Regions from separate parts of the Homo sapiens genome. Here region 2 is linked to region 1. Evidence: read pairs that join two places in POLR2A ChIA-PET (ENCODE). Cell type or tissue: OCI-LY7. All regions are shown on one strand. Links, peaks and the distances in the headings refer to the core of each region. The heading gives the core; the rest is flanking DNA.

Region 1 (8,340 bases), core at 85-8,084:
TTCAGGAATTCCAACCCACATGTGAGCAGGTGCATGGGCAATAGGAACTTTGATACATTAGCAAGCATTGCCTAGCACAGTCATCTGAGTAGAATATTGAATTACAGTCCTTAATAAACTCTAGAATATGCTAATTTTTCAGTACAACATCAATTTTTTTGTTGTTGTTTTTAGAGACGGATTCTTGCTCTGTCACCCAGGCTAGAGCGAAGTGGCATGATCTTGGCTCACTGCAACCTCCATCTCCTGGATTCAAGTAATTCTCCTGCCTCAGCCTCCCAAGTAGCTGGGATTACAGGCACCCGCTACCACACCCAGCTATTTTTTTTATTTTTTAGTAGAGACGGGGTTTCACCATGTTGGCCAGGCTGGTCTCAAATTCCTGACCTCGTGATCCGCCCCCCTCTGCCTCCCAAAGTGCTAGGATTATAGGCATGAGCCACTGTGCCTGACCAACAAACATCAAATTTTATTCTTAGAAACTTCCTGTAACTATGAAGTCTTTTTTTTTTTTTTGGAGACGAAGTCATGCTCTGTTGCCCAGGCTGGAGTGTAGTGGTGTGATCTCTCTCACTGCAGCCTCTGCCTCCTGGGTTCAAGTGATTCTCCTGTTTCAGCCTCCCTAGTAGCTGGGATTACAGGTGCATGCCACCATGCTTGGCTAATTTTTGTATTTTTAGTAGAGACGGGGTTTCACCATGTTGGCCAGGCTGGTCTTGAACTCCTGACCTCAAGTGATCCGCCTGCCTTGGCCTCCCAAAGTGCTGGGATTACAGGCGTGAACCACTGGCACCCACCTGTATTAAGTCTTGATAATAATGATGAAAACTCACATTTTGAGCCCTTAGTATGTGACAAGCACTGTGCTAAACACTTTAATACATTAATTTCTTAATCCTTGTACTAATAGAAATTATGAATCTGAAGTACAGAGAAGTTAAGTAACTTGCTCCAAGTTGCACAGATAAAAAATAGTGGAGCTGGGAGAGGAACCCAGGCAGCCCCTAAAGAATACATATGGAAGGCTATGGGATAGTTTGAGCCCACCTTCAAGAATCATTGTTTTAGATATTTATAGCACTGCTTTTTTCCAGAGTTGATATATAAAACTCTAGGCACTTTTTATAACCTTTACTGAAGCTACGGTGGACTTGGATTATAGTCATTGATTTCCTGCATTAAATTGTCAGCTCCAGGAGGTCAGAGAACCCATCTTGTTCTTTTGTTTTCCAAGGCCCTAGAAAAATGTCTAGCACAGAGTATTGGATCAATAGATGTATATATACTTTATTTAATTGTTTCACATAAAAATGCTTACCAACATATTTTATTTTTCTGCTGATCTCAACATTTATTATTCCAGTAAACATGTATCTAGCACAAGCCATGTGCCCACTTCAGACATGGGGATACAGCAGTGATAAACTTACACATGGTCCTACCCTCAGGGAGTTTGCAGTCTAATGGGGGAAACAGACACTAAAGGAGCCATTAAGATGATGAGATGATAAGAGAACTATGGATGCCATCCCAGCACACTGTAAAGGGGCTGATCCTAAAAAAAGGCCAGGGAAGGACTTGTGAGGAAGTGTTGAAGGTTGAAAGCTGGAAGATGAGTGGTAAATAGGTCAGATGAAAGGGAAAGGGGATATGTTGGAGAGAATATCTTAGATAGAGGAACAGTGCGTTGAAAGGTCAGGGATGGCCAGGTGTGATGGCCTCACACCTGTAATCCTAGCAGTCTGGGAGGCCAAGGTGGGATCGTTTGAGTCCGGGAGTTCAAGCCCAGCCTGGTCAACATGGTGAGATCCCATCCCTATTTTAAAAAAAAATTAAGAAAGGTGCAGGGATGAGAAGCACAAAGCATTTGTGGACCTACAAGAACTTTATTGGGTCCTTGAGCCTAGTGGACATAAGGGATAAAGGCCAGCCATAAGGCAAGAGAATTAGTCATGGGCCAGCTCTGGGAAGGCCTTGGTAGGAGTATGGAATTTCTCACAAGGTACTGGGAAATCGCTGTAGAATTTTAAACATAATTAATGTTTTGCTAAAATTTACGTCCAGAATGATTTCACTTGTGGGCAGTGCAGAGAATGGATTCACTTGTGACAGTGCAGAGTAGGAAGTAAAACAGAAGGTTGGGAAACCGGTTAGAAGGTTATTGCAATGGTCTTAGTGATAGAGGATAGCAATGGCCAGGATGGAGAGAAACTTGAGAAACAAACACCTAGCCAGCCAAGCAGAGCAACCAAGTTTCTAATGAAAGTGTTAGTCAGACCAGAATTTTCTCCAACTGCGTCATTAACCTCATCACTTGCGATCTTTAAGAGGAAAGAGTATATGCTCTGGTTATTGTTCTGATTCTAAATTTTGTCCCAAAGATCAAGAGTGCAGTACCATCTTCACAGTGAAGATGCACTGGACAGCAGTGTTTAAATGGTCAACTATGGTTGGGAGGGAGGGGGTTGAGGGACCAGAGGCTGAATATTGTAGTTTCAACCAGAGAGAGTCATACATCAAAATTGTCTGTAGAGCTTTTTAAAAATAACTATGCCCGGTCCCCATCCCAGATCTGTGGATTTACAGTCTCCAGAAATGGGGCTGGGGAGTGTGCACTTTATAAAGCTCCATAGAATATTTTGATACTCTATGATTTAGAACTTTGTGTGTAGGGCATGAAATACTGAGGGCTTGAGCAGGGCTTTTCAGAGAATACAAATGTGGGAATTAATAAGGAGGTATAATTTTCAGGACTTGGCAACCGACTGGATGTGACCCAGATGGCAAAGAGAGGTTCTACAGATAGCGGTATCTGTGATCGTCCACTAGACCATTTACAACCTGGGCAGAACTTTTGTGAAAACTGGATAAAGTCACCTCCCTAAGCATAGAGCTTGGCAAGCTGAGCCAGGTGCTGCCATCAGGCCATGGGTTCTATATGGCAGTCCTGGTTTCCCACCTGGAAACAGGAGGTCCAGGCAGCATAGGTGAGCTGGTTAGCAAAGACACTGGTAGATTAAGTTTGGGTCAAAGTGTGTTGGGTAAGCAGGAAAATATTCATCTATCCTCAGGTGTTAGAGCAGGTAAGTGGAAATCCTGTTTGTTGAAGACCAAGGATTGAGCTGGGAGATATTGGCGTAGTGGCAGAGCTGAAGATCTGCATTGTTTGATACAGTCAAAGGGAAGACTGCAGATAGAAAACAGAGTTCTCTGTTACTCGAGTGTAACTGGTGACAGTTAAATTAAATGTACTGGGAAGAAACAATCACTTAGAAAGTAACCAATGATACAACAAAATTCCCTCCATAAAACTTAAATGTTATTTTCCGGAAACTTTAGCCTAAAAAGTAGTAGGAAATTCCATGGTGGGGTAACAGGTTTTATGGGAAAAGTAGGACAGAAGAACCAACCTTGGCGGAACTTATGAATATTGTCACATTTTCTAAACTCAAACAGTGGAGGGCATACTAACTAAATAGACTGTTAGTAGCATTAAACCCAGCCTAAGTTAAAGGGTGCTGGACAGCTAATCGCCGTGTACCACCTCCTGGTTGTTAGACTCTACAGGATTTCTTCCCCCATTTAATCGAGATGGTTGCAAGTTCATTTTGCATTATTGCAGATAATGTTTATTTGCATTTTAAGATATGTTTACTTTATTCCTGTTCTACTCATGTGTCCAGTCTTCTCTGATTTGGAGTTGTTTTCTCCTGCTTCCTGGAGTAACTTGGATATTTGGAAAGGAACATCTGCACAACTGAGAAGATTTTTTTTTTTAAACTCGTTTATTTATGCAGAGGGTCATGAAAACTTCAGCCAAAGAAAGCAGAGCATTGCAAACTGTTAGTTCCTCTTAGAGGTTTCAGTTCTCTTCTCCCAGAAGATAACAGCTAATAATATAAACAACATTCTTTCAACATTTCCATCTGCTGAGTGTTGGGCTCAGAGTTTTACATATGTTGTGCTATTTACCCTTACAATAACATTGTAAAGCAGGTGATACTATCATCTCCATTTCAGAGATGGGGAAGTTGGCTCTTAGCCTAACAAATTTGGTCAAGGTCAAAGCAGTATCATTAGTCAGTGGTAGACATAAATTTGAACGCAGATTGGGCTAACCCTGAAGCCCTAAATCTTCTCTTTTAGAATTATGGTAAAAGACACATATGTTAAATCAAGTTTAGCCTAAAGCTGCCTCCTTACGTATTTTAAGTTCAGCCTAAAGGTTTTGCTGTACATTGTAAACTATAACAAGTGGAGGTGTAAACAGACCATAGCCTACAGTTGTGCCAATCACCAAGTTTTGGCCAATGAAATGTAGCCAACCGTTCGAACGGTGTTCGAATAAGGCAAATGCAGACCTGTAACCAATCCAGCTGTTTCCGAACCTCCCTTTCCTTATTCTGTCCATGAATCTTCCACCACGTGGCTGCCTGATTTGTGAATAGTTCATTGCTCAATTAAACTTCTTTAAATTTAATTCAGCTGAAGTTTTTGTCTTATCACATAGATTTACCATCTTAACCTTTTTTTTTTTTTTTTTTTTTTTTTGAGACAGAATCTTGCTCTGTCGCCCATGCTGGAGTGCAGTGGCATGATCTCGGCTCACTGCAAGCTCCGTCCCCCCGGGTTCATGCCATTCTCCTGCCTCAGCCTCCCGAGTAGTTGGAACTGCAGGTGCCCGCCGCCACGTCCGGCTAATTTTTTTTGTATTTTTTTAAGTAGAGACTGCATTTCACCATGTTGGCCAGGATGGTCTCTATCTCCTGACCTTGTGATCCGCCTGCCTCAGCCTCCCAAAGTGCTGGGATTACAGGCGTGAGCCACCATGCCCGGCCCCATCTTAACCTTTTTTAAGCGTACAGGTCAGTGGCATTACATACCTTCACATTGTTTTGCAAATATCACAACCATTCATCTGCAGAAGTTTTTAATCATCCCAGACTAAAACTCTGTACTCATTAAACAACTCTAAATTCCCGCCTCTTCCAGTCCCTGGTAACTACCTTTCTACTTTCTGTCTCCATAAACTTGACTATTCTAGGTGCCTCATATAAGTACAATCATACAATAGTTGTCCTTTGGTGTCTGGTTTATTTCACTTAGGTTCACTTAGTTTTAGCACTTATAAGGATTTCCTTCCTTTTTAAGGTTGAATACTATTCCATTGTATGTCTATTCTACATCATATTTTGTTTTGCCATTCATCTGCGGATTGGGTTGTTTACACTGTTCGGCTATTGTGAATAATGCTGCTATGAAGATGGGTGTACAGGCCGGGTGCGGGCACGGTGGCTCATGCCTGCAATCCCAGCACTATGGGAGGCCGAGGAGGGCGGATCACTTGAAGTCAGGAGTTTGAAACCAGCCTGGCCAAAATGACAAAAACCCTCTGTCTACTAAAAATACAAAACTTAGCTGGGCATGGTGGTACATGCCTGTAATCCCAGCTGCCTGGGAGGCTGAGGCAGGAGAATTGCTTAAGCCCAGGAGGTGGAGGTTGCAGTGAGCCAAGTCTGTACCACTGCACTGGAGCCTGGTCGACAGGGAAAGACTCCTTCTCAAAAAAAAAAAAAGGGTGTACAAATATCTGTTCGGGTGCCTGATTTCAATTTAAGGCCCTAAATATTAAGCACTGCTCCACAAAGCAGCAAGATCCAGCAAGGTCACAGCTCTGAGATGGAGGCTGACCAGCCTGCAGCTTCCTTTATGTAATCCAGTACGAACATAGCCTCACGGGAGAGGAAAGAAAGGAATACAGGAACTTCGTCTTCCTCCCCACAACTTCCTAGTTGAAAAACAGATTCTACTATTGTCGACCTGATTGTACTTGGAATCAGTTGCAGAAATCCTGAAACATAAGCCACAGCTCTATTTCTTCTCTTTCAGAGTTAAAAAAAAAATACACATTTTGCAACAGTATAGAAAATACCTATTTTTAAAAAATGCTCTGCGATATAACATGACAACTCTCTCTCTCTTCTTTCTTTTCTCTCTCTCTCTTCTCTCTCTTTCTCTCTCAGACAGGGCCTCGCTCTGTTGCCCAGGCTGGAGTGCAGTGGTGCGATTTCGACTCACTGTATTCTCTGCCTCCTGGGCTCAAATAGTCATCCCACCTCAGCCTCTCAAGTAGCTGGGACTACAGGCATGTACCAATACACCTGGCTAATTTTTGTACTTTTTGTAGAGACAGGGTTTGGCTATGTTGCCTAGCCTCATCTGGAACAGCAATCCACCTGCCTCAGCCTCCCAAAGTGCTGGGATTGCAGGCATGAGCCACTGCACCTGGCTGACAATGCCACTTCAACTACACCATCGTACCTACCTGGTCTCCCTGCCCATCTGTATTAGCTATTGTTCATACTGACTATGCATAGATTTGTATCACTTGAAAGGCACATTTCATCCTCTTTAGTCATTTTCTATTTGATGGATCAGGTGTGGTTTATGTCTTGGTAATTAATTAGGAAAATGTAAAAACAAAACTCTCCCTTCTGATTTTTTTTTTTTTTTTAGTAATTTTTCATGCTAAACATCTTTCACAGCCCTTGTCAGTTCTCTCAATCAATCTCTCTCTCTCCCCGCCTTTCCCTCTCTCCCTCTCCCCACCTTTCCCTCTCTCCCTCTCCCCACCTTTCCCTCTCTCCCTCTCTCTCTCTCTCCCTCTCCCTCTGTCTCTCTCTCCCTCTCTCTCCCTCACTCTCCCTCTCTCTCCCTCTCTCTCTCTCCCTCTCCCTCTCTCTCTCTCCCTCTCCCTCTCTCTCTCTCCCTCTCCCTCTCTCTCTCCCTCTCTCTCCCTCACTCTCCCTCTCTCTCCTTCTCTCTCCCTCTCTCTCTCTCTCTCTCTCCCTCTCTCTCCCTCTCTCTCCCTCTCTCTCCCTCACTCTCCCCCTCTCTCTCCCTCTCCCTCTCTCTCTCTCTCTCTCCCTCTCTCTCCCTCACTCTCCCCCTCTCTCTCCCTCTCTCTCCCTCTCTCTCTCCCTCTCTCTCCCTCTCTCCTTCCCTCCTTCCCTCCCATTCAATAGAATGTGGATGAGGCACACTCACATCGTGAAGGGTAACCTGCTTTATTCAAAGTCCACAGACTTAAATCTTAATCTCATCCCAAAAAGCATACTTTCATAGAAACATCTAGAAAAATGAGCAAATATCTGGGCACTGTGTCCCAGTGAAGCTGACACATAGAATTAACCCTCACAGTGTGGGAAAGGCAAGAGAAGTATATTTTATTTTAAACAGGGGAGCTTCGCTACCTGCTAGACTAACAAACAGAGGTTTTAGTGGATGAGCCGTTTAGAAATATCTTATAATTAGAGTAGAAAACAAATAAACTAAGCTCTCTACATGGGAAAGGTCAAAAAGCAGAGGCGTCACCCAGGTCCTGGCTGTGGATTTTCACAGGGTGGTGAGCAGATGGGAGCCTCCCAGTGAGAGCAGAAGGCACCTCTCCCTGGAGGCCAAGGCTCCCGAAGCTGCTGAGGGAGATTAAAAGCCTCCCTGCATGGGACAGTTTCCAGCTCCCACACCCAGCTGGTGGGCTCCTCTTTGCACTGGCTGCCACAGCCAGCAGGTTCCTATGCCCCCTCCCCAGGGCATTCAACTAGAGAAGCAGGCTTGGGGCTGACAGTGGGCTCACACCCCCTGGAGCCCCAGCAATGCCCCACTTCACTTTGCAGAGACCGTGCATCCTGGGCTGTCCTCCTCCACTCCCTGCAGATGCACTTGTTATTTTTCTCATCCTGGAGGATACCTCTATAGTTCTTCAAGGCCCTGTTCAACTGCCATCTCCACAGCGAGGTTGGTGCTGAATCCTCTAGCTGACATTTATTTCTCCTCCATGACATTGTCGCAGCAATTACTCTGAGCTCTGAACTTACACCTTCTTCAACAGATGTCATCTACCTATCTGCGTGACTGTCTTAGTCAACTTGGGCTGCCATACCAAAGTCCTACAGACTGGGTGGCTTCAACCACAAACATTGATTTCCTCACAGTTCTGGAGGCTGGAAGGCCAAGATCAAGGTGTGAGCAGAGCTGGTTTTTTCCGAAACCTCTTTCTTTGACGTGTAGATGTCTTCTCCCTGTGTCTTCACATGGTCTTTCCTCTGCACATGCAAATTTGGTGTCCAAATTTCCCCTCTTTATAAGGACACCAGTCATATTGAATTTAGGCCAACCTAATGACCTTGTCTTAACTTATTTACCCATAATCCCTTATCTCCCGAGTCACCTATCTCCCAAATAAGGTCACCTTCTGAGGTACTGAGAGGGGGACAGAACTCGGAAATTTTTGGCAGGTGGGTGGGCATAACTCTGCCCTTAACAGTGACCTTGGGTGAC
Region 2 (8,340 bases), core at 319-8,318, 130 kb before region 1:
CCCATCGTCATCTTCCCTCTGCTTGAAATATCCAGGCATGGATATGTACCTGCACAGGTAACTTCTATCACCTCTTCAGAGCCCAGCTCAAAGCAGCCTCCACTGAGAGGCCTTTCTTACCCACTCTTCCCCATCTGGGCTGAGGCTATCACTCCCCATGTGTGCACCCACAGCACTGTGTTCACAGGACCAGAAGAGTGCCTGCTGCCTTGTGTTGGAGCAGGTCATGTCTGTCTCACTTTCTGAACTGGTAGCACCTCAGCTAGTCTTTTTTAGTTTTGTATCTATACACAGAAGAGTGTTCAGAACCCTTGAAGATCGTCAGAGAAGGTTACACTGAATAAATGAATGAGTGAGTTTCTCATTTCTAAAGTCTGGAAGATACAAGGTCTCTATCACCCACCGTTTTAGAGCAGACACTTTTTTAGGAGATTTCCTTTTGAGTTTGGGCAGGGATCGATCTTGTTCAAATCCCTCATTGTCTAAGAGTTGCCTCATGGCTATGTTGGCAAGCTGCTCCATTAACTTGAAGGTCTCGTTGATGTTGAGGAATACAGAGAAGAAATGCTCACTGGACCGTGTGCTCACTTTGATCACATCAGGCAGAAGCAGGGTGGCATTCTTCTCAAGCTGAGTGATGTCTACCCACCGGATGACCAGTTTCGCTGAGCACAAGGAACAAGCCTGGGTCAACATCTGATTCCTGAAAACGCTTTCAAGATATTGCAGTCTCACAACCCCACTCCCCCATCCCACTGAACTCCTTTGAGTTTATAATACCATATTTGTTTTGCTTGTTCATTTTAAGAGGTAAATCTGGGCCATGTGAATTCTGAGGTCAGAATTATAGATTTAATCCATGTCTACTGAATTAATTACACCTTTAGTGAATCTTTATTACTTAGTGACCATTTTGAACTGAAAAATAATTAAATTCACTTCAGTAGTAAAAAAAAATTAGTATTGACTTAGTTATAACTATAGATTTATTTCTGATATTTTGATGTGGTTTATGAGTTCAGGGCAAACCTCAGTAGACTTTCCAAAGTTTCCTGCTGAAATTTTAGATGACTTACCTTCCCTTCCCATAAGAAAAGAATAAAAGCAAAGGTGGTTAATGCTGAGGTACATCCAACCCTGACGGGGGACCTTCCCCTTCCAATAGCTGCAAGAGTAATAGTTGACGAGTTTCTCTTCCTCTGGCATCCCAAACAGCCTATGAAATTTCACAATGGCTTCTTTAAACTTCTCCGTGTCATCATCTTCCTTTACATCATTGATTTTGTTGTATTCTGCAATGATGCCCTAATAAGGAATAAAACACAAAGCACACAACTGGTATTAATATGACTAGAGATGTACATATTCCAGAAGAAAAAATTTCTAAGGCTAGAATTAAAAAAAAAAATTGAGGAATGCCCTTCAATGGCAACCCCCAAATTCTAAGCCAATTATTGAGTAGTATTTGTGTACTAAAATATTTTCACATAATATAGATTTTATTATATTTTTATTGGTGCTAATTTTATTTTGTTAAGTTTACTAGGAATGAAGCCTATAGTTTTACTTTACAAATGAAGAGATACAAAGATTTTGCTAGTCCTAGTGTTTTTACTAAGCTTATTATGGTAGAATTGTCTCAAAAGTCAACTTCTGCCTTTCTCCAAGATTAATAAAAATTCATCATGAATGAGCCAGTGAGGAAAGAAAGACCAAACACATGTCACCAACTGACACTCAGCTCCACACTCACTGTCTCAGGGCCATGAATAACACTGGGGAGCCTACAGGGAAAAACGAGTAATCATCTGAGCAGAAAAGGGGTAGATATGAGAGCAAAAATTATATTAGATGCAGGATTTTTGGACAGTTAGACAGGAAATGAAACATCTGCATAGCAAGTGACCAGGTTAATCTACCATTCAATCATTATAATAACTTGAGAAGCCATTTCACTGTTACCCAGTTCCTCTGTAATTCCCTGAAAATTGGCTTCTACATATATCTCGATGGAAAATGCTCCCTTGAATTCCACCTTTGACTTTGTAATCCTCAAATCCCTCCCGCCTCATCTTCATTTTCTCTGATCTCAAGGTAGAACTGAAAATGCATGACCTTTAGAGCATGCAAGTCTTAGATTCGTGCTCCCACCGCATCACTGTATCTGTGTAGCCTTGGCCAACTTCTCAGATTCTCATTGACATGACTGAGCTCTCTGTAGCCCAAGGATAGAAAATTGCAACTGCCTCCTCATACCTAGAATTCCTGCTTTTTGGGCTCTTAAAGCTTCTAGTGCATCCTTGATGCTCCCTAAAAATTTGTCTTCCTAAAATGGATTTGACCACAAAATTCTTACCAAAATACTTAGTGGTTTCTAACCACCACCAGTATAAAGTCCAAAAATCTAGATCATGTACACTTTGTTTGTTTTAATGTTTTAATTTTTATTTTTATTGCAGACTGGCTGCTCCTTGTGAAGCAGGGTAACCCACAGGCAGTGTGCCCAGAGTAGCCTAGACCCATGTACATTTTTGGATCCAACCAATGCCGCAACTTTTTCTCACTGGACTACATCCTACCCAAATGTCCCGTTAGTAACTGTGCTCCAGCCAGCCTGAGGCACCCTTGGGGCCTGAACATGTCATTTCTGCACTTTCCCACCTTTTTGCCTATGGCCCTCCCATTCTACATGCCTGAAATCTGGAATCAGACTGTTCTGTTTCGTGAATCCTACCAAGTCTCAAAGTCTCTTGTGAGCCTTTTCTCAACTATCATTCTTTTCCCCCCACATGAAGTAATGTTGATTCTCTCTGCATTATGTATTGAAATCATTTCCTGAGTCTTATTTCCACTGCAGACCTTTCACCCTGTTGCCGGTAGTTGTGATGCTGCTGAGTGGATGGCAGGAGAAAGGGCTTCAGTCTTCTATAATCTCTGTCACTGTCCTATTCTAGTTAAAAGTAAGCATGTAGACAATAATCATAACAGCAAATGGTGGGCTTACGATGCAAGCACAGCCCCAAGACAAGTCTTTATCCTATTCTTCTAACAAAAGCATCCCAAAGTCCCTCTACACAGTCCAGGAATTACTATATAATAGCTTCTCAAATGGCATCCTGACAACACTCTCCACACTCCAATTTACTTCACATGGCCACTTTCTGAAACAGAGATCTGACTACAGTATTCCCACCTTATAATCTTCCACAGGCTCTCAGTGAAAGAGAAAAGAAATCTGCACTGAATCTTAACCCATAAAATCTGCTCTCAATCTTCCCAAGTCAACCTTTCCAGGTCCAGCATAAATACCACCTTCCCTGTGAAACCAGCCCAATTCCAAATGGGTTCTAAGCATTCTCACGTCTATGTTGTCTTAATTTACATGCTGGCAGAAAATAGCATGTTTATATGTCCTTCTACCACTAAATATGAATTCCAAAGATAAAAAGAATGTCTCGAACATTTTAATCACCAATATCTAGCACCTAAAAGATGTTCAATATTACTAAATGAATCCATGTTGTTGTTTTTCCAAATTAAAAGATATCTTAAGGGGCCATATCTTAGTCTTTATTGTATAATCCAGAGTTGCAGATTTCTAAATCTACAATTGTTTTGGAGTTAGCAATGCCTGAGAAATTAGGTACCAAGTTGCTAACTTCTGTTCCTCTGTCATACTGGAGGGCATTATGGATAGCAATAGAAGTAGCAATGTGCTTCCCTGGAAAAATATCTAACATAAGGATATTTTCCTCTATTTACCACTGATATCACTCTACCAAGAGAACAAAGACATTAAGCTCGATGAAGGCCAGGAGGGAGCTCAATTTTGGACCCAGGCTATTCTAGGGACAAGCAGGCGTTGGTAGTGTTACTTTAAGAACTTCAGACAACTGAAGGCAGCATGAGGGCATGGGACCCGTGGGTGGGAAGGAGAAGTCAATTCAGAAGGGAAAAGGGATGAAAAATGCCTTTCGCAGTTGGCAAATACACCTGTGGCCTATGTGACATTTCAAAGTTGTCAGTGCCTTTAGAGAAGGATCAAAAAATATCTATGAATGAAAGATTAAATAAATGAATGAGTAAATAAAAATAACTGAATGAGAACCTGCTAACAGAAAGCAGCAGCTGGGCCTCCAGGGAATCACCAAAGGCTAACAACTTAGAGAAGCCTGGAGACCCTCAAGTGGGCTAACATGCTATTCTCCTGGGTCACTGTAGTAGCGCTCTTACCTAAAGTCAAAATGAGGAGAATGTGAGAATGAGTGACATATAACAAACCATAAGCAGAAGTATGCTATCTAAAGATCTATTAAATACCACATTTCTAGAGTGCTCACTGAATTTATTTATTTATTTATTTTCGAGATGGAGTTTTGCTCTTGTTGCCCAGGCTGGAGTGCAATAGCTCGATCTTAGCTCACTGCAACCTCCATCTCCTGGGTTCAAGTGATTCTCCTGCCTCAGCTTCCCGAGTAGCTGGGATTACAGGCATGCACCACCACGCCTGGCTAATTTTTTTGTATTTTTGATTTCTGCATGTTGGTCAGGCTGGTCTCGAACTCCTGACCTCAGGTGATCTGCCTGCCTCAGCCTCCCAAAGTGCTGGGATTACAGGTGTGAGCCACCGCACCTGGCCTGCTCATTGAAATTTTAAAGAGAAAATGCTTTTATATATGAGAGTAAATACAGTCAAGAACCATCACTCAGAAACACTCTAGGGTCTAATATACTAGTATCAAGAGACAAGGCTTTGCCAGCTCATTTCAACAGTAAGGCTAATAGTCTCCATAAGGCTAAAATACCAACTTTCTCAACACTAAAAAAGGAAATAATCCAGAATGTAGAACCCTTTCTTAGTTGGCTATAATTTTTTAGCCAGGTAGACTAGATTATGGAATACAGGGATAGAATAGCTCCTTCCCAGGTTCTACAGGTTTTTCTACAGGTTTCGCATAATATAAAATAGGTCATTCCAGTTCTAGGCAACAGCTTCTCATGACTTTGGAAAATCCTATTATATCAGATGTTCAATATAAATTTAAATATGCAAAAGAATATTAACAGGTAATTTACAAAAAGGAGAAATTTAACTTAGCAAACATGAAAAAATATTCAACCCCATAATAACCAAAGACAAAACTAAAACATTAAGGCTTTAACTTCTACCTATTATATTTGAAAAATAATTTCAACAACCAAAATGCTGAAAGCAAGCAATGCTGTAATCACACAGAGATTCTAACTGACAATATCTACTAAGGTCTATTAAAAATACTTAAACTACTTAACCCATTCATCCAAATTTTGTAATCTATCCCAAAGGGGGAAAAACACAGCCTGTGGGTAAAGTTACACTGTTTGAACAAAAGTATTAACTGGATTTTTATTTGTACCTGCCATCCACTAGTCTAGAAGCTAAGGTGACTTCTAGAAAGACAGAAATGGTAAAGTCAATTATGGAATAATAACTAAAAATTATATAACAATATTGTAGATACTGGTCAAGAAAAAAAGACGAGAACAAAATTATATGTACATGAGACTTCTATTATGACAATATGCATATTAGAAGTGGGGAGGCCGGGCATGGTGTCTTAGGCCTGTACTTCCAGCACTTTGGGAAGCTGAGGTGGGTGGATTGCTTGAGCCTAGGAGTTCAAGACCAGTCTGGGCAATGTAGTGAGTCTCTGTCCCTAATTAAAAAAAAAAAAAAAGTTAAGAAAAGGGAGGTCTGGTAAGAAATACACAAAATGCTACATAAGGTGTTTGGATTATGGTTGCATCTGTAGTTAACTATTACATTTATGATTTATAAAAGTTAATTAGGTCTCAAAACAAATAACTTTGTTGGTTCCCTTGATTATTGGACAATATGTGAATGCTTAAACCATTCATCTGCACATGAATGACATTCTTTCACACATAACTGCATTAATAGCAAATCCCTCCTCATAATTGGTTTCAGGGGAATTAAATCTGACATTTTTGGTGTAATACAAACAAAAAGGAAAATGGCTGTTTGACATAATTGGTCTTTGTTTGTTTTACTTATTTCTCCTGGCTATTGTCACTTCTAAGCTTTAGCTTCTTCCTACAGCCCTTTTTTTCTTTTTTGAGACAGAGTGTCACTCTGTTGCCCAGGCTGGAGTGCAGTGGTGCAATCATGGCTCATTGCAGTCTTGACCTCCTGAGGCAGGAGAATTGCTTGAACCCAGGAGGCAGAGTTTGCAGTGAGCAGAGATCACACCACTGCACTCTAGCCTGGGCAACAAGAGTGAAACTCTGTCTCAATAAATAAATAAATAAAGGAGACTATGACAAGGACAAAGGAGGCAATTTGTAGGGGCTCCCTCTAAATCTGGGATAGTGTGAGCACCAAAATAATTAAGTCCAGTAATGAAACACAAACAACTGGAAAATACAGAATCCATGATTCCATGTTAATAATCGATAAATAATAAATAAATGGAGGGAAGACTCTTGCTTATAGTAGAATAATAGTTGCCAAATGGTAAATGTGGGAGAGGCCTGGAATTGGACAAGCATTATTTTATAAAATCACCATCTTGTAAACTGTCACAGTAAAGACTGGTTCAGATGAAAAATCATCAATGGATCAATCCTAAATCAAGACAGAAATTTTGACAAGGAGTGATACATTTGTGTGGCCTGAAAATGTTTTCTTACAGAAAACTGTTTATTATTTGCAAAGGCAAAATTAGTAACTCTACAATGGAGAAATTGGATATAACACCTTGGGCTCATAATGCCAATGAGGGGCAAATGAGTGTCATGTGCCTCAAGAAATAATATCTTGAGAAGGACACAGGATCACCTATGCAGTATTCCATCCAGGAATGCAACAACTGAATCGATTCATAATATCTGACGAAATGCAAAATGAAATCATTCTAGTAAAAAACCAGAATTGTATACTTTAAAAACCTCAATGTCATAGAAGACAAGGAAAGGCTATGGAAATGTTCCACGCTGAAGGAGACTAAAGACATGAAAACTAAATGCAATGTCTTCCTAGATAATTACCTGTACTGGAGTGGGGGTGGGGAAGGCTATAAAGGGCATTAAGTCGGCCAGTTAATGAAATTAATTAGAATATGTGTCAAATATTCTGGTATTAATGTTAAATTTACATATAATGTTAAATATTGCAGGTGATAAATGTAGTGTTGTTATTTAATAGAATATCCCGCATGTTCTCATTCACATGTGGGAGCTTAAAAACTTGGTCACATGGAGACAGAGTAGAATGATAGATTCCAGAGGTTCAGAAAGTTGTGAAGGTGGGACAGGGAACAAAGAGAGGCTGGTGAATGGTACAAACTTACAGTTAGAAGAAATAAGTTCTAATGTTCCATAGTGACTAGGTGACTATAGTTAACAACAATATATTGTCTATTTCAAAGTAGCTAGAAGAGAGGACTTGAAATGTTACCAACACATAGAAATAATAAATACTCCATATGATGACTACCCCACATACCTTGACTTGATCATTCCACATTCTGTGATGTAAAAAACACTCACATGTACCCCAGAAATATGTAAAATATCATGTTATCAATAAAAGAAAAAAAAGGAATAGCCCTATTCTTAGAAAATACACACTGAAGTATTCAGGAGAGGAGGCAAACACACATATGAGAAAGCAAATGCAGTAAAATGTTAACAGGTGAATTTGGGCAAAGGGTATACAGGTATGTTTTACTCAATTCTTATTTTTACAACATTTCTGTAAATTTGAAATTATTTCCAATTAAAATGTTTTTCTTTTATCCCACTACCTGTATTTTTCCTCTCACAAATGTGGTGATATCATTCTCATTTTCAAAGATGGAGAGTGTCTGCAAGAGATTTTGCTCAAGCCATTCCCAGTGTTCAGTGATTTCTTTCCTGGAACCACCTGTACAAATGAAAATAATAATTCATGTCAGATTTCATGCCAAAGATATTTTAAAAACCAGGCTCACTTTTTCATTATAGTCTATACCATCAAAGGAGACTATCGGACCAAGAGCTTTGCCTTTAAATGCTTTCTCTCCTCCAGAGGAGACACACACACAAGACATTTAAGGATGTGGAAACGCAAGAGTAATATTATAATCAAGTTGTGTTATAATCAAGTTTGATTAGGTGAGTGCAGAGGCTTTGAGGACACTGTTTCAGATCAGAAGGCAGCAATATTTCTCAAATTCACTTTTCTGGACTAGAGTTTAGCACATCCCTCCCCTTTCCTCCCTTCTAGAATTTGCACTTTACAGGGTAACATAGATCTTATGATACTAGGTTACAGTTGTTAAGTTGCAACAATATGAGAGC

What was found. Peaks named below come from ENCODE experiments on the same cell type or tissue, not always from the same donor. Only the 100,000 strongest peaks of a DNase experiment are listed, where the experiment ranks them.
Region 2: POLR2A ChIA-PET joins it to region 1 with 10 read pairs; 3 of 35 experiments call an interaction of 5 or more read pairs at or near these places.

What each region holds. Positions count from the first base shown.
Region 1 is chr4:140,804,146-140,812,485 of GRCh38, forward strand. No RefSeq gene overlaps it. Among named protein-coding and RNA genes, the nearest start is that of TBC1D9, 52 kb to the left of the region's middle. In OCI-LY7, for the core only: a CTCF peak has its summit at 3,494; DNase peaks (open chromatin) are centred at 3,175, 3,556, 3,926 and 4,316; H3K4me3 peaks cover 2,666 bases; H3K27ac peaks cover 5,395 bases.
Region 2 is chr4:140,678,539-140,686,878 of GRCh38, forward strand. It overlaps TBC1D9 (TBC1 domain family member 9), which reads right to left. Exons shown (of 21, transcript NM_015130.3): 3 at 7,806-7,924; 4 at 1,077-1,305; 5 at 404-665. Among named protein-coding and RNA genes, the nearest start is that of TBC1D9-AS1, 29 kb to the right of the region's middle. In OCI-LY7, for the core only: no CTCF peak of the experiment used is centred there; no DNase peak of the experiment used is centred there.